Regions from separate parts of the Homo sapiens genome. Here region 2 is linked to region 1. Evidence: chromatin loops called from intact Hi-C (ENCODE). Cell type or tissue: Caco-2. All regions are shown on one strand. Links, peaks and the distances in the headings refer to the core of each region. The heading gives the core; the rest is flanking DNA. Region 1 overlaps LINC01913 (long intergenic non-protein coding RNA 1913). Region 2 overlaps LOC105374531 (a long non-coding RNA gene).

Region 1 (9,013 bases), core at 257-8,256:
TTCTGGCATTCCAATGTTGCAAAATTTAGTTTTAGGGAATGAATTGTGGTTCAAAAAATTCCATTTATATTACAATACTGAGAAAGGTGAGTTCAAAAAATTGCATTTGTGGCACAATATTGAGAAAGATCATTTTCATAAAACTAGCAACTTTTTTGGAATCTCATCCTGTCTTCAGCTCCAGAATTTTTAGAGAGCAGTTGAAGAGACCTCTTTCATTTTGGAAAACTGATTTCAGCATAGGAAAATAAGCCAGATGATTCTTTGCCAAATGAGTTTCCCTAAGATATAATTTCACTAAGAATGAGAAAACTGAATAGCCATTTGCATATTTGTGATAATTCTTAAAGAGATACCCAAAAGGGTTAAATGGCTTGTGATATTTACTGAAAAGGCATATACTTTGATCCAATCTTTGCTGGTGAGCTGGGGTATTTTTGTTGGATGATATGAACAAGTTAATAACTTTTCAGCTGTTCCTCCCCTCCCACCCATGAAAGACCCCGACATTACACACTAACTACCCTTTATTTATTAGAACAGACGAGTGTTATGACTACTGCATATCCACTTTATCAGGCAAAGCACTGAACTCTTTATGCTTTTAGCCATGGGAGTAAGTCCCATTCACTAGGCCCATGATATGTGTTCTATTTTAACTTTTTAGCACAAGGCAATTCCTGGTGAATTATTTAGTTTCCCTAATTGTGCAAAATTGGCCACCTTAGATTTAAGATTCATAACAAGGTCAGTGTTAATGCTGATCATTTCAGGAGCTCTGTTTTGTAGCCAGGCTTACTAATTTTGACCTGTCTGCTTTAAGTTTTTCAAGGCTTCTCAACACACAAAGCTAAGTAATTTCCTGAAATTGTGCCTGTGATGGACACCATGACCAAAAGTTCTCCAATCACATTGAAGTCTCTTTGGAACCATAAATAAATATAGCTGACTGGGTGGTATTATTTTAACTGGGCTCTCATAAGCTTCACTAGGAAATGCCACAAATGATTTAACTTTTTCACACAACCTGTCCTGTAAGTTCTCAGCCATGTCGTCATCTTGTTGAGCAACCAGCGTTTCTGTTTAGTCTTCCATTTGCAAATACTTGTTTTTGTTCAAGGTATGAATTTCTCTATCCTCAGTAGATTCTCTTTTGTAAACTCACCATTAATAAAAGGTTTCAATGCATGAGCAATATTTTCTCCTTCTCCATAACTTCATTTCACAGTTGTGTCATTTGTTTTATTTGCTTTGAAAAATAAAACATGTTAAAACATCAGTACTTTCTTTTAGATCGTTAAGTTTCCCTACCAGCCTCACAGCTTTTTTGTTTGAATTCTTTTGATACTGACACATTTCATTTGCATGTCAAACTTGGAAGAATGATTTTAACTTCTCCAAAAATAAAAAGCTATTTTCCGTTTTTTTTTTTTTTTTTTTTTTTGCAAACATGCAAACACATAGCTCTCGTTGATGCTCTTTTGTGTCTGTCCTTTTGCTTGAGTTATGGATATGTATGTATGAATGTCCATATAAAAGTTACTTTCTTCCCAACTCTGTTATAAGAAAATCATAGTCTAGGACGATGATGAGTGACTACTGACCCTCGGCCTCAGTGATAGGAAGAGAATGGGGAGTAGTGAGGGGTATGGTGGTATGGAAAACTACTCAGCTCCAGAGGACTTATTCCTTGCTGGAATGTGATTTCATTATAGACCTTCTAAATTCTTAAAACTTAAAGAAGGTGTAATATACAAATAGAAAAGTGGATCTATTTTAAGTATATGGCTTGATAAATTTTCCATGAATAGATCATAGATTGAGGAACAGAACAGCATCAGGACCCATAAGGCCCCTCACACTCCTTTCCAATTGAGACCTTTCAGTTTTTTTAAGAAAAAAGTATTTGGATTCATATGTGAACTCTCAATTTCTAACTTTTGTCAAGTAATTGAAAACATTAAAAAAATCCCTTGGGCCAAACAAAACACATCTCTGGCCAGAGTCAGCTCAGAAGACTACAGCCTGAAACCTCTGGTTTCCATGCTTTTCTTACTGTCTGGCAGCTCACACCTCTCTTCTCCTCCATCTAGAGGGGTAGGCAACCATGTTTCTATGTCATGATACCAGCCATGGTTGACCGGGGTCTTTCTCTGGGACTCTGGAAATGGGACACTGGAATTCTCTTTATCCTGGTGATGGTGCCAAAAGTGGCTCCAGGCCTAGAGCAGGCCCTATTCCACCATCCATTGAGGAGCAGAGAAAGCTGATGCCCACAGCGAGAAGGAAGCAGAAGTGCAGAGTGAGAGAGTGGGAGAAACTGCTTGGTTCCCCAATGTTTTTCCAGTTTTTGAGTTCTTGGTTCTAGCCCCTCCTGAGGCCAGTATAGATAAGGGCTGAGGAGCCAATTAGGCTGGTAGGCTTCTTCAAGAATTCCAGAGGAACAGTCAGGTGGGTGGATCAGAGTAAATGATGCTGGTGACAGCCAAGGACTGGCAGCCAAGTGGGCGGGGTCTCCATGTGAGACACTTCTTCACTCAGAGTCACATCCTAGGCCAGTGGGCTGGGATCAGGGGTAGAAGGCCCAGCAGGCAAGTAAAAGATGTATATTCCCTCAGGTGAGCTTGTAACTGAGTTCTAGATTAAGAAATGTTGGAGACTGAATGATTATTTCCAATTCTCCACTCCCTCCCTGCAATAGAATTATATACCCATGCCCTTTGCCATATGGCTTTACATGCACCCTACTAGAGGAGGTAGAGCCTATATTCCCATGCTGTCAGCTGTGGGCTTGGCCAGTTACCTTGCTTTGGCTAATGGAAATATGGATGGACGTGACAACGAGACAGTTCTGAATTGAGGCCTTAAGAGTCATGGGAGGCTTCCACTAGCCCCTTTGTGTGCTGCTTCCATATGTAATGAGAAGAGCCTATCCCAGGTAGCTGCTGGTTCCAGGAGAGAGATATGGAACTGATCTGTACCCAACTCACCACCTGAATCACAGCCCTTCTACCCAACCCACAGATTGTGAGTGAGGAAAATAAATGTTTGTTTTTGTAAGCCACTAAGATTATGGGATGGTTTATTACATAGTATTATCACAGCAATGTCTGACTTATACAGAGAAGAACTGGGTCCTAGGCAAAATTAGGGACAGAAGAGCCTGATTGTATCACAATGGGCCCAGGAGAGGGGAGAGGAGAGCTCAGGCTCAGAGGCAACGTGGTGCAGGAATGTGGGTTCTTAGAGGTCATCCCTGAGGGCACCAGATCCATGTATGATTGGAAAAGGGAAATGAGAGTGGTCTGGGGGAAATACCTGTCACCTCATTGATCATCTGGCTTGAAGGAAAATCAGGAGGAACACAGGAGCCAAGTAGTTGTAACTGAGCTGGTGACATTATTCCAAGCCGTTGTATCTGCTCAAACTTTACATACTCTCCAGCTTGGTTAGCATTGACTCAGGAGCTGTGAGCATCGGTGGATCTAGTTGTGAGGATCCTGGGAGGGTAGCAGCAGGAAAAATAAGGTAAAAGAGGGCACCAGCACCACAGCTCTCAAATGCTCACAAGTGTGAGTGCCTGTGTGTGGTTATCTGACAGCTCTTTTATAAATCTGATGGTTGCTTTCTACCCACCTGCTTGCTGTTTTTGTTGACATCTCAACCTGGAGTGGGTTTGAGGCTGGGAGGCTGAAACATACTCTGACCACATTCACCCACTTTCTGAGAACTTGCAGGCTCAGATGAAGCCTGTGAAACCACAGACCTATATAGGACAACTAGATGAACACGGCACAGTGGGGTGGCCAGTGATATATGTTGCCACAGCAGAGGATCCTGGGCAGTCGTAGCACAGACAGGGTGTTTCTGATTTTCCTTCTTGAAATTCCTCTTCCCAGGGGCTTCCAAGCTCAGGAAGCTCTTGTCATCTCCTAATCGAGGCAGATGAAGATGGGAGTTCTGTAGGGAGGCGTTTCCACTTAATCAAGGCCAGTCATACCCAAGCTCTAGGATTAGACAGATCTGCAGATCTGCGCAGTTACTTGGGCAGCCTGTTTTCTGTCTCTGCTACCTTGTTATCTGGCTCTTCTCTGAATTCCTGTAGCTTTTCCAGGACTTAAACAATGAGATTAACAGCTATCATTTTTTGAATGCCTACCATATGCTAGGCTCTCTAGTGGATCTTTTACAAGTATTATTGATAATAACAGCAAAGATAACTAATATTTACTAAGCATTTGCTAGGTGCCAGGCACTATGCCAAGCCCTATACTTGTATTAACTCACCGAGAATCCTCACAACGAGGCAACATGGGTGTCATTATTTTTATACACAAATAATAAACGGTGGAGCTCACTCCACCATTTGGATCTAGATCGGTCTGACTCCAGAGCTTTTGTTTTTTCACTGGTGATGCTCTCTTGCTTGATCTTGCTCTCTAGCCATGCCAGGACACTGTGCAGTTGGGCACGATAGGCTGGGGCAGATGCAGAGGGCTGGGATATGGAGTTAGATCAGGAGGATGAATGCAGGATGGTAGAAGTCCAGTGAGTCGTTCATGAAGGAGACAGGGATAAGGTTCAACAAGAAGTATGGTGAGGCCCTAAAAGGCAAGAGGAGCAGAGGTACAGACAACCCAGAAGCCATCAGATGTCCTGGCAGGCAGTCCAGGGGCAGGACAGCAGATCCTGGAGGAGACAGAGCTGGCCACAGCACAACTCATAGTTCTGGCTCTGCCCTTTACTAACTTTTGGGCAAATGACTTACCTGCCCTGAATTTCAGTTTCTTCATTTGTAAAATGGGCATAAAGAAACCTCCTTCATAGGGTTGAAATAGCTGAATGAGATAGCAAACATAAAGCACCAGTGACAGTGCCTAGTCCTGAGGATGTGCTCCACACATAGACTGCTACGTTTCTAAGACAGGCTCAGGCACAGAGACAGGGAGAACCCAGGCTATCATAACTGAGAGTCAAATAAAGTGCCCCAGGAGCAGCATTCTAACTAACCTGCTGACTGGGATTAGTATTGGTTTTAGAGACTGGAATGGGGTTAAGTGACCTCATTTCCATATAGAGGGTGGCTGAACTGAGTGGACAAGCAGGTACTGGTTTTTTCATAGATGGGTGTTGAAATCCCAGCCCCACACAGCTGACAGGCTCTTGTTCAGGACTTTGGACTTCCAGTCTGATGTCCTTTCGATGATACTGTGCTGGTGGTAAATAAACACTTGACATAAAATATGTTCAGGCATGTCAATGGCACATGCATTGTAATGGTTTTGAAACATGTCTGCAAATTCCTTGATGTTCCTCCCACTGAGAGGTGGCATTGAATTCCTCTCCCCTTGAACATGGACCAGCCTCAGTGACTTGCTTCAAAGGAAGAGAATGTGGCGAAAGTGATGCTGTGTGTCTGCTACGGCTGTTTAGAGAAGCTTCTGCCTGGCTCTGTCTCCCGGGATGCTTGCCTTTGAAACCAGTTGTTATGTTAGGAGAAAGCTCAGGCTACATAGAGAGTCCACATGAAATTTTGGACCAGCAGCCCCACCTAAGGTCCCAGCTAACAGCCAGCATCAATTGTCAGATCATCCTTGAAGTTGTCCCAGCTGATACCAAGTGGAGCAGGGATGAGCTGTTCTCAACAAGCCCTGCCTAAATTGCTGATTCATGAGCAAAATAAAAGTTGTTGTTTTCAGCCAATAAGTTGTGGATGGTTTATTTTGTAGCAATAAGTAAATGGATCATGAACTTGCATAGTAGAGCACAGAGGAGAAGCAGCAGGATCCAGTTCTAAGAGCTTGTGTTCCAGAGTCACGCAGTTGATTATGCATTTTCAGCTCTGCTATATGCTTGCTGGGAAAGTTATATACCCTCTCGAGACTGTTTTGTCCTCTGTAAAATGGTAAGATGGTAAGATTGATTGTATGGGTGTTGTATTAGTTTGCTAAGGCTGCCATAACAAGATACTATGGACTGGATGGCTTAAACAACAGAAATTAATTTTCTCATAGTTCTGGAGGCCGGAAGTCCAGTATCAAGGTACCGGTAGGTTTGGTTTCTTCCGAGGCCCCTCTCCTTGGCTTGCGGATGGCTGCCTTCTCGCTATGTCCTTGCCTCCCAGCATGTGCCTAACAATGTTCACATTTCCTCTTCTGTAAGGTCACCAATCCTATTGGATTAGGGCCCACCCTAATTATGATTCACTTTAACTTAATTACCTGTTTTAAGGATGTGTCTCCAAACACAGTCATTCAGAGGTACTGGGGGTTAGGACTTCAACGTACGAGTCTTGTTGAGTGGTGGGGAGTGGGTAGATACAATTCAGCCCATGACAATCGTTACCAGGATTAAATGAGGTAAAACAAACATAAAGAACAGGTTACTCGTGGACACATTGGAAGTGTTTAATAAATAATGGCCATTATTATTACATATGTGATGTCAACCTGATTAATTATACCTGATACATGCAAAAAAGGGGAACACCACTATGTATGCCCCAGGGGAAGCTGTGTATTCCTCTCACTTGGATGATAAGAGAAGACAAGCTCTCTACTAAGCACACTATGTCCCTCCACCTCCTAACCTGGGCCCCTGGCTTAGTGATGGTGGCAAGAGAGGGGTTGAGGAGTCCCCTCTGGAGGAAGGAAGCAGCATTATTTCTTGACCCTCAGAGACAGCTGCTTCCTTTGGGGACCCTTGGAAGGGGCTCCTTGTTTAAGCCTGGAAGATCCCAGGGTGATATCAGGTAAGGAAAGACCTGGGACAGTGTACAAACCCGAAGTCACTCTGTCTGCAATTGCCTGGGTGCTCCAGAACTGACCCTTGGAGTCATCCCCACTGGAGGCAATTTGGAGAAGGTATTTTCGAGAGAAAGTCCCCACGCAGAAAACCTTTCTGCCAAGTCCTTTGTTTTCCTAATGTTGCCGCAGTGTCTGGAGCTGAATTTTAAAAATGGCATTTTCCTGGAAAGGATTTTTTGGTCTTTTTTGGAAATGTCTCATGTAAAACAAGATCACCAGTGGGCCATTGAGTCTGGTCTCCCCGGGATGAGCTTGGGAAATGGCAAGTGGGGGAGGGCGAGTCTGGGTGGGAAAAAGAACAAAAAACAGAGTTGGAGGGAAAGCGGGACGTGACAAAGGGGTCAGCATTCATGTGTTAGGAATAGGCTCAGAGCTCAGGATTCATTCCAGTGGGTAAGGCATCGTGCCGGGGAGGGAGGAAGGGGAAGGGGCCCTTGACAGCAGGGCTGTGGGAATGTCCTCTGAAAGCCTCCATTCACCACAGAAATGGACCTATCCCTGGGCCTGCCACCTCCTTCACTCCCTTGTGTGACATGGGTAAGAAGGCAAGAATGATACAACAGGGGCCGTGTCTCTTCCATCAGACTGGATTTCCTTCCTGAAGGGAGGAACTATAGGTGGCATTCATTCTACGGCTCTAAGAGGGTTGCCTTGTATCTTCCCATCAGACTGGAGGGTCCCCAAGTACAGGGACCCTGTCCCTCCTTGACCTAAGGAATCAGTAGAGCTGAGAACCTCCTTCCCTTCCTTCTCTCTGTCTCCGTGAACTCACTGTGTAGGAGGAGCTTGGTTTGTGACCTGCCTGACCCAGTGACCTACTCAAAGTGGCATCTCCACCCTTGGAAGCACAGGTAAGACATGCTGACTGAAAGTCATTGCCATGAGCAGCTCGTCGCCACCTCTCTCCTGGCCCAGGGCCAGGGCCATTTCTGTGGCCAAGTGGAATTTCTGTGGCAGGAAGACTCTTGGAAGCTCTTTGCAGAGTTGGCTTTCATCCTCCAGGCTTCTCTGTTGCTCTTCTGTCCATTCCTCAGCCTGCCTGTGCCTCTCAGGCCTGGCCTCATGTCTCCCGGGTTTGTGGTGACCCTGGGCCTCAGACTGGAATGAGGACAAATAGCAGAGGAATGGGTAGATAAGAATCACTGAATCTCTGAATTAGAAGCCACTCTAGAGGTGGTTTTCTCCATTTTCTTGTCTGGAAAGTAAATTCATACAGTGGACACTTAAGAACACCTGTTCTGTGCCAGTCTCTGCTTCAGACACCAGGTACATAGTGGTGGACAAAGCAGTCATGGTTCCTGCCCTCATGGGGCTAAGTGTCTGATATCTGAATATTTGGACAATAGTCTCATTAAGTAGCCATACAGATTGTACTTAGAAAACCATGTTTTTGGAGTTCTCCCTCCCTCCCAAGGCAGCCAATTTCAATTTGGACAGCTCTGAAAGTTATAGAAGTCCCTCCATAGATGTAGTCAAAGTCCTTCCACTTCATAACTTCCACTCACTTGTCTCAGCCTACTTTCACATCTACCCAGGACAATAAGCCTGTTCCCTTCCGCCTGGAAATCCCTCACCATGGTGGCAAATCTGTTAGTTTTTCTTTTGTTTTATTTTTGGCTATGTTATTAGGTATATTCATGTTTAGGGTTGTTTTATTTTTCTGGAGAATTCTTTTTATCATTTTGTAATTGTTTTCTTTATTTTTTCTGACTTTAATATTGTTTCACTGCTTGGCTTCAAAGTTGTGGGTTCCTACCACCCTCCCATTTCAGGTTGAATAATTGGCTAGAAAGGCTCACAGAACTTTGGGAGATACTTTACTTACTATCATTTTTTTTGGATAATGATCACTTGGTATATTTCTTCTGATTTCATTTCAATAATTCTGTGTTATTATATTTTAAGTGTGTTTACTAGAAAAAACAAAAGGCCGGATTTCTTATTTGATCTTAGTGTTTCTTTTAACAAGTAATTTTAATTCTTTACATTTACTACATTTATTATTAGAACACAGTTATGACTGGTGTATATTGATATCTTTATGTTTTTGTTTTAATCTCTTAGCTTCTTTTGTTTCCTTTTTTCTTTCTGTTAGTATATTGACAATTTTCTGTTTTTTTCTCCTACTGTTTTAACAGTTACATACATTTGAATTCTCTCCTTTGAGAGGTTATCCTTAAATTTTTTAACATTCTTTGAATGCTACC
Region 2 (9,013 bases), core at 294-8,293, 190 kb before region 1:
CCTCGGCCTCCTGAGTAGCTGGGACTACAGGTGTGGGCCACCATGCCCGGCTAATTTTTTTATTTTTAGTAGAGACAGGGTTTCACTGTGTTGGCCAGGCTGGTCTTGAACTCCTGACCTCAGGTGATCCACCTGCCTCGGCTTCCCAAAGCGCTTGGATTACAAGGCATGAGCCACCGCACCCGGCCTGTGACATCATTATTAATGACTGCCTACTTTTACATCATACCAATATAACATAATTCTCTGTTGAATGTTTGTGGATTCAATTTGTTTGCTATTGTAAATTATGCTAAAATGAAAATCTTTGTGCATAAATCTTTAAGATTATTTTGTAGTATAGATGTCTTCAGAACTACTAAATCCGTATGTATAAATATTTTTCAAGGTTTTTAAATATATTGTCAGATTGATTTTTAGTAGTTCTAACAATTTTCAGTGCTAGCAGCAATACATAAGGAGTGCTCATCTCTCCTAATATCTCTGGTTGTGACTAGTATCATAGGCAAAAATATATTTTCTAATTTGATAGTGTTAAATTAAGTTTGGCCTAGAGCCTGTCTTTTTTTTTTCTTCTTTTTTTTTTTGAGACGGAGTCTCACTCCATCACCCAGGCTGTAGTATGCAGTGGCGTGATCTCAGCTCACTGCAAACTCCGTCTCCCGAGTTCAAACGATTCTCGCGCTTCAGCCTCCCAAGTAGCCAAGACTACAGGTGCACACCACCATGCCCAGCTAATTTTTGTTTTATGGAATTACAGGTGCGTGCCACCATGCTTGGCTAATTTTTGTATTGTTAGTAGAGACAGGGTTTTGCTATGTTGGCCAGGCTGGTCTCTAACTCCTGACCTCAAGCGATCCGCCCACATTGGCCTTCCAAAGTGCTGGGATTACAGGCATGAGCCACTGTGCCTGGCCCTGGACCCTGTCTTTGTACATTGAGTTTCTATGTAATGATCTGTGACCTAACTTAGTAGGTACTAAAATCTAACTACTATACTTTTTCTAACAGATAGCTGGGTTTCAGCGAGTCACAAGCAGCTGAACTTCAGCCTATCATAGGTTGACAGCTGACCAGACCACGTCCAAATAAAGCAAATGCCTAGCTGTAATTAATCAAGCTATTTTTTTAAGTTACTTCCCTGTTCTAAAGTACTCACTGCCCACATTACAAAGGGAGCTCTCTGAACCTCTTCTGGTTCTGAGTGCTGCCTGATTAATGAATTGTTCTTTGCTAAAATAAGTTCTGTTAAATTTAATTTGTCAAAAGTTTTTCTTTTGACAATAAGTTAAAAAAATGTGTTAGGGGTCTGACTGGGGAGTAACAAGGCAGCTGCCATGCATCTGGGTTTGCTTAGTGAATGCAGTGTTTGTACTCAGCTGGCATGCTTCTATGAGATGGCCTTGGGGCACTGCCACTGTCCCCCACCCAAGTGACATAATGCAAATAAAACATGTTCCATAAAATATAAAGACAATTTAAATATACACTCCATTTATAGAGCAGCTGTGTTCCTGTGAAGCCGTCCTTTCAATGTTCAGTCCTCTTGTTAAGATGTCATATGCATATTGCTAGGTGAGGTAGTGAGGAGGGTGCTGATGCTGCTCCTGCTTTCAGGAGAGGACACAGGATAAGGAGCTCCATGGTGAGAGATGCTCCATTGGAATGTAGACCCCTTTGAGCTGGAGTTTTATTCACTGCTGATTTCCTTGTGGCTAGAAAGATGCCTGGCACACAGTAGGAGCATAACAAATATTTGTTGAATCAGTGAAACTGTAGTGACTCACATTGTAAAGCAATTCATCCTTTTATATTGCAGATTAAATCTCCATTTTCTCTGTTTTGTAAGCTTGATTTCAATGTTGGACTTGAAAAAAGTCTGGGCCCCATTGTCGTGTGAGCCAAGCGGTGTTTGCTTTCAAGGCAAGGACAGAGGAGAGAAAGAGGAGGAAAAAGTTAACTTCTGGGGAATATACTCATCTGCCAATGACAGGATATGATATAGAAACAAGTCTTTTGTCTCCAAAATCTCCATCAGTGCCCACCATCCAGAGCGGGTCAACTGGATTGACCAAAATAAAATCTCGGATGATGAGAAATTTCTCATATGTTAATTGTGGAATCAAAGCTTCATTTGTGGCTCCTGCTCCCACACTGGGCTGCTGCTTTTCAGGATGAGCATTTGGGTTCAAAGTTAGGAAGGAGTGAGGGTGCGCCCATGATGACCTGAGAGCTGACTGGAGGGACTGATGAAGGGGTAGTCCAGCACAGGGCCTGCATGGTCTCTGTTTTCTGAACTCTTGCTGCCTGACTTCCCGAGGCAGTGGGAGAAGATGGGACTGATTTCTGTGCAGCTGGGGCTGAAGGCTGGCTGACGGTCACCGGGCGGGTAGTCAGTGGAGGCTGCTAGAACTGGAGCAGAAGGAACTTTCTCTCAGTGTATTTCTCCAATTTGGCACCAGATGGCAACACCTCCCTTCAAATGAAACCAAAGTCTCCAGATTCAATAACAAAACCGTTACTTATTCTGAGGACATTGAGCAACCCTGCAGGATTTGGGTCTGGATTTGGGGAGGGGGCTTGACCACCTTGATGATCATGGAGCTAAGCTAGTTCTAGATCCTGTCTCCATCCATTCTTTCCATGAGTGATTATTGATTGAGAGCTTCCTATGTGCCCAGTCCTGGGCTGTGTGTTGGGGCGGGGAGGAGAATGGGGTACAGTAGTGAGCAACACCCATGCCTCCCTCCATGGCAACAGCCCCGACAGCTTTTACAGCCTAGTAAAGGAGATAGACATTAAGCAAATAAGTACAAAACAATGGACTCATTTCAATTGTGGGAAGTGTAATAGATGATAAATATGATACTATGAGACCATATCAACAGGAAGAATCTGATCTCATCTGAGCTGTCAGGAAAGGCTGCTCTGTCAATGGATTATCCTATCGACCCCCACCCCACACATACTTTGTTATATCTACCAACACACTCCCATTATATTCCCATTTTACGGCTGCTGGACCAACCCCAAAACATCCCATTATATCCCCAACAGGCAATCCCATCATAGCCTCCACTGCAGGTCTTAATTAAAGACCACATGCCGTCCTTCACACCTCATTCCTGGAACTTTTAACAAATGCCTTTACGATCCTTTCCCAATCTCCTCTGCAATCCCTGTTGCAAATCCCATGGCTCGCCCCATTGGAATATCCCACTGCAAACTCTCACAGAACCCTGGTCTTATTCACCTTTGCATTCCCTGTGCCTCCCACTGTACGTGACAGGTCATATGTTCTTGAAAATACTTGGCAAACCAATGACAGGACCTGTCAATACCCCAGCTCACATACTCTATCTCAGGCCTGTCATGGCTCCTATGGCACAGCCAAGGTCACAGCCCCCACACTGGAAAGGGTCAGGTCTCTGCTGCCCTTTTTCCTGTAGGAAATTCCTGAGAAGAAGATTGTGTACCTCTGGATCCTCCCTTCCCCTCATTGATCTCCATCAGCCTAGATAGGCTCCCAGAAGCTAGGTCCTGCCTGGGCAGTGGCCCGTCCTGAGGTCTGACTTGGTCCATGTCACCCCCATCCCAGAATCAGTGGAACACTCTTTGTGACCTCCTTGGAGTGTACCAGGCTCCTGATTATGGGCCTGCCAATGGGGCCTTTAGTAAGCAGCTTCCCCTCTCTCCTTCTCTGAAGGGCCAGAGAACTCAGAAGAAGACATCCTAGGGCAGGAAGAGACTGCAAGGGCATCATCTAATTCTTTTTTTGTTTGTTTGTTTTTTTAGACAGAGTCTCACTCTGTCACACAGGCTGCAGTGCAGTGATGCAATCTCAGCTCACTGCAACCTCTGTTTCCTGGGTTCAAGAGAATTCTCGAGCCTCAGCCTATCGAGTAGCTGGGATTACAGGTGCCTGCCACCATGCCTGGCTCATTTTTGTATTTTTAGTAGAGACGAGGTTTCACCATGTTGGCCAGGCTAGTCTCAAACTCCTAACCTCAAGCGATCTGCCTGCCTTGGCCTCCCTAAGTGGGAATTCATCTAATTCAACAACCCTCCTCCTTATTCTTCTTCCCCATCTTCTTCCCCTGCCTGCTCCTGTTTATCTGGTCTTTCTTTGGGGCATATAAAAGCACAGCCACCTCACTTAGCAGGCAAGGGCTGAAAGGAAGCACAAAGACCAAGTCTAACTCCTTCATCTAACAAGGGAGGAAACCAAGGCCCAGAGAGTGGAAGTCACTTGCCCACACCCAACAGTGGTCAGGGCAGAGCCAGATCTCCCCACGGTGCTCCATGCAGTGTTCTTTCAGAGGCTGCCCCTTCCACATCCTCTTGTTCATATTAGCCAAGCAATGCTACTTCCATCAGGAAGGCACGTCCAATGCGAACCATTCCAGAGACTGCATTTCAAAGATTGATAGACATGGCTTTCGCATTATCTGCTGTTTCGGATTAGCTATGCCGTGGCTTCATTCTTTGGGGCTGATATTGGGGGTGGGAGGGGTGGAGAGTGGGGGAGGGGAGCCAATTCTGAGTCACTCTCTATGCCCTGGGCTCCAGCCTGCAAGACTGGGCCTGAGAAGGACAGGGTGATCCATCCTATATTTTCAGTCCGTCAGGAGATTTCATTGTTTAAACAAACATTTCAGCGAGGCCATCCAGCTGGGCAGTGATTTATGGCTCTGGCTACAGTTTTTCCCCAACAAAGATAAACAATCCTGCAACTCTTGGGACTCAGGCTGGGACTCATGGTTCTAACAACTTGGAGTCAGCTGGACCACACCAGCCATCGCCTGGTCTGGGGTTTGGTTAGGATCTGTTCACACTGGTCCTGTGGCTGAGCCACAAACCTTGGGGGACCATGTTGTGTTTGGAAGCTAGAAGCATTGCCTCCAGGGCAGAGGAGAGCAGCAGGAAGGAGCAAAATAGCTCAGAGTTGGTGCTTCAGGCCCATCTCCGTCTTTCAGGAGAGCAGCAATGTTCTCCATTTTGTGCGGTAGATATTTGGTGTTTTTGGTTAACAAGCATCTGTTCTTCCTTCTTTTGCTAACATTACATCAATTTCCTTTTGTAGAATTATTCCGGGTTGCACACTGCACCCATGTGCTTACAGAGTCTACTCAACTCTTGGATCTGGGCTCAGGCCTGACCAATCAGAACAGTACATTCCTGTGATCTTAGTAAAGGTTGGATATCTAACCCAATAAAAGCTTGCAAAAGGCGGAAAAACCTTTGCTGGAGCTGCTGGGAGAGAGGGAAATGCTCTTTCTCGCTGGACTGGAATTGGGGATGATGTGGAAGGATGAATGACTGCTAGAGCTGTTGCTGCCATCTGCCTGCATGGGAGAGCATGTCTGACAACAAAACCAATACCAATACACAGGAAGTGAAGCCAAAGGCTGGAGAGAGACCAGCTCCAGGTGACAACATTGGAGCCCCAGAATCCGCCCAAATCTTCTTTTATTTAAGGATTGGGTATTCTTTCACTTGCAACTGAAAGAAGGGTAACCAATATCCACTGTCTGACATAGCAGAAGAAACTGGCTCAGTAGGCATCTCCTGCAGCCTCCAGCCCAGCTGTCTGGATGTGATGGTTTAGTAAAAGAACAGTAACTCCCTCATATTCCCCTCTCCCATTTGATCTGATGGCCTGTGTCTACTATACTTCACCAAAAGGATATGGTGCTGTGACAGATGCAGAGGTAACTGAAACACAGCTCACATTTTTCATGGAGTTCTTGTAAGCAGGGGGGACACACCATAGCCTATTATTTAAGGCAGATTGAGATGCATGTCTTGGGAAAAGAACAAACAAGGTTTTTTTGAAGATGCAAGGAAAGAAGAGCTCATATCTGATTGGTGGGGACCAGTGGATGCTTCATGGAAAAGGGCTATTTGGGATGAGTCTTCAACGATGAGAATTTTAATGGGCAGACATGGGCAGGAGCCTTTGCAGGTAGATGAAATAGTGTGATGAAGGTCAGGGAGGTGGGAAAGATGAAGTGAACATTGAAAAGTAGAGTTGGACTGGAAGACAGGGGACATTTAGGGGAATCACCAGCCTGCAAAGTAAGTTGGTGTCATCTAGGAAGATGCCTCTAATGAGAAGCTTGTTCTTAGTCCAGTAGGTGATGGGGAGTTATTGAACATTCTTGAGCAGGGAAGTGGCCTCATTGGTGCTACTCTTGAGGGGCCTGAGATGGAGGTGGGGAGAGATCCAGTGTGGAAAAACCACTGAGGTGGGATTGGGAGGTAACCTTGACTCATCCACAGGATGGGGAGAAAGCCAGGGAAGGAAAGGCAGGGAGTGAAAACAGGAAGTAGTTCTGGTTTCTCTTCATTCATACCTCAAGAAGTGAGGTTTCTAAAGCACAAAGTTCAAAAGTCACAAAAGGAAAGTTTGATATATTTAATTACATAAGAATTAAAAATTTCTACATGGCAAAGTGCTTTAAATGAAGTGAAAAGACAAGGACAGATTGGGGAAAACATTTGCTACACAAATGACAGAGGATTAATTTCCTAAATACATAAAGAGCTTTTATACTGCAGAAAGAAAAAATAACAGCTAATGGAAAAATGGTCAAAGGATATGAATAGACAGTTCACAGGAAAAAATGCAAATGGTCATTAAACATATGAAAAAAATAATAACTTATATAGAGCTTTATGTTTGTTTATACATTTAATTTTCACAATAACTATATGAAAAATGTTATTCTTCTGATATCTTTTTACTGATAAGGAACCAAAACCATAGAGAAGTTAAGTGCATTGCCCACAGTCACTCAACTAATAAGCAGTTGGGTAGGGATTTGAGCCCAGGGACCAGTTTGTTCTCTCAAGCACTTCCTGTTCACACTCATCTATTCTACAAGACATCCAGGACAGGTGTGGTGACTCGTGCCTGTAATCCCAGCACTTTGGGAGGCAAGGATTGCTTGAGGCCAGTAGTTCAAGACTAGCTTGAGCAACATAGGGAGATCTTGTCTCTACAAAAAATAAAAAAAATTAGCTGGGTGTGGTGGTGCACGCCTGTAGTACCAGCTACTTAGGAAGCTGAAGCTGCAGTGAGCAGTGATTGCGCTGCTGAACTCCAGCATCAGTGACAAAATGAAACTCTGACTCAAACATAAATCCAAAACAAAACAAAAATCCCAAAGAAAGAAAGAAAAGGATTAAAACTACACCAAAACACCATTCTTTATAAAAATCACATTGGCAAAAAGCAAAATGTTTGGTGGAAGGTTGATAAAACTGTTGAGGAAACCAAGACTCACATATTGTTGGTACAAGTGAACTGGAACACCATTTTGTAGGGCAATTTGGCAATATTTATCAAGATTTTATTTTATTTATTCTAAGAGACGGGGTTTTGCTCTGTTGCCCAGGCTGGAGTCCTGTGGTATGATCATATCTCACTGAATCCTCTAACTCCTGGGATGTCTCGCTATGTTGCCCAGGCTGGTCAAGATTTTAAATACAAATTTGCTTTAACCTAGAAATTTCATTTCTAACATTTTTATAACAGACGTACAAAAATATCTATATTTCTAACAGATATATTTATTGTAGCATGTTTGTAATAGCAAAAGACTAGAAACAAGCTAAGTGTCCATCACTAGGGGACCTGATGTATAGATTACAGTTCCTAAAGCTGATAGGAAGAATAAGGCTGATCTGTATGTATGCTATGAGCAACCTCTAAGATATATTGTTAGGTGAAAAAGGCAAGGAGGGAGGCTTGGCGCAGTGGCTCACGCCTGTAATCCCAGCTCTTTGGGAGGCCGAGGTGGGTGAATCATTTGAGGTCAGGAGTTTGAGACCAGTCTGACCAACATGGTGAAACCCCATCTCCACTAAAAATACAAAAATTAACTGGGTATGTTGGCACATGCCTGTAGTCCCAGTTACTTGGGAGGCTGATGTGGGAGAATCGCTTGAACCTGGGAGGTGGAGGTTGCAGTGAGCCGAGATTATACCATTGCACTCCAGTCTGGGCAACAGAGCAAGATTGTCTCAAAAAAAAAAAAAAAAAAAGCAAGGAGGGGAACAGGGTGTGGAGTGTACCCCACCTCAGCCTCTCCATATATGCTGGCAAGGGGACAGTGTCTGCCTCTGGAGAACAGAGTCAGATGCTTAGGTTAGGAGCCAGAGGGAACTACTAGTTTTTTGACTGTATATGCTTTGTTATTGTTGAATTTTTTTAAAACATATTCAAGAATTACCTTTTCAAAAATAAAAATGTATAGTAAGATAGTAAGATAAAACATAGTACTAGTTGGAACAACCACCACAAAGAAATAACATGATTGCCATTATTCATCCAAAGGGCCAGCTTGTTGATCCACTTGTCACGGTGGGAAAGAGCAGTGAGCTGTGTTGGGGGGTTGCTCACAGAGCTGAAGGGCAGGGAGCCAGGGCCTGGGGGCTCAGTGAACTTTACCAGGGAAGAGATATCTTGCCAGGTGCTCATTATGTTAAGATAGGCAACACACAACTTCATTTGTTTCTATTTTTAAAAATTGTTTCATTTATTAGAATTTATCTCCCTCCTCATTAAAAATAAAAACCTAAAACTCAAGTTCTTTTTGAAAAATGCTAATCTGTTTCAGGTAAACTCAGGAGAAAAGGATTTTTTGCCCATGCCTGGGTAGAGCAGCGCAGCAAGGGTGGGAGCCAGGGAGCCAGCATGCCCGGCAGGGACGGCTCTTCCTCACCCTGCCATGTTCCTTCCCAAGACCTACTGTGTGTGCTGCTCATAAGCACGTTCTCTTTTCAAGGTTCTCTCTTGATATTCTCTAGGTGACTTCTGGAGGGTCTGAAATAGGTTGAAGAAGATGGAGTGGGATGAGAGACACGGGGGAGGACACTTTAGGATGGAATGTGGAGACTTTTGGGATAGGAGAGAAGGAGGGAGAAGAAAAAGCAATGGAAAGAAGGCCAGAGTGGCTGCAACCCAGAAAACAAAGACGGGACAAAAACAAGACTAGAAGAGTGTGTT

What was found. Peaks named below come from ENCODE experiments on the same cell type or tissue, not always from the same donor. Only the 100,000 strongest peaks of a DNase experiment are listed, where the experiment ranks them.
Region 2: it touches region 1 in a loop (5-fold over the local background); 1 of 110 quality-filtered maps calls a loop at or near these places.

The regions. Positions count from the first base shown.
Region 1 is chr2:41,891,420-41,900,432 of GRCh38, reverse strand. LINC01913 (long intergenic non-protein coding RNA 1913) reads right to left here. Exons shown (of 3, transcript NR_033996.1): 3 at 6,387-7,904. Among named protein-coding and RNA genes, the nearest start is that of LINC01913, 18 kb to the right of the region's middle. RefSeq lists a silencer at 3,660-3,709 and an enhancer at 3,840-3,889. In Caco-2, for the core only: no CTCF peak of the experiment used is centred there; a DNase peak (open chromatin) is centred at 5,142.
Region 2 is chr2:42,080,091-42,089,103 of GRCh38, reverse strand. It overlaps LOC105374531 (a long non-coding RNA gene), which reads left to right. Exons shown (of 2, transcript XR_940001.1): 2 at 5,084-5,630. Among named protein-coding and RNA genes, the nearest start is that of PKDCC, 37 kb to the right of the region's middle. RefSeq lists an enhancer at 2,495-2,554. In Caco-2, for the core only: a CTCF peak has its summit at 2,479 (motif pointing right); DNase peaks (open chromatin) are centred at 2,422 and 4,623.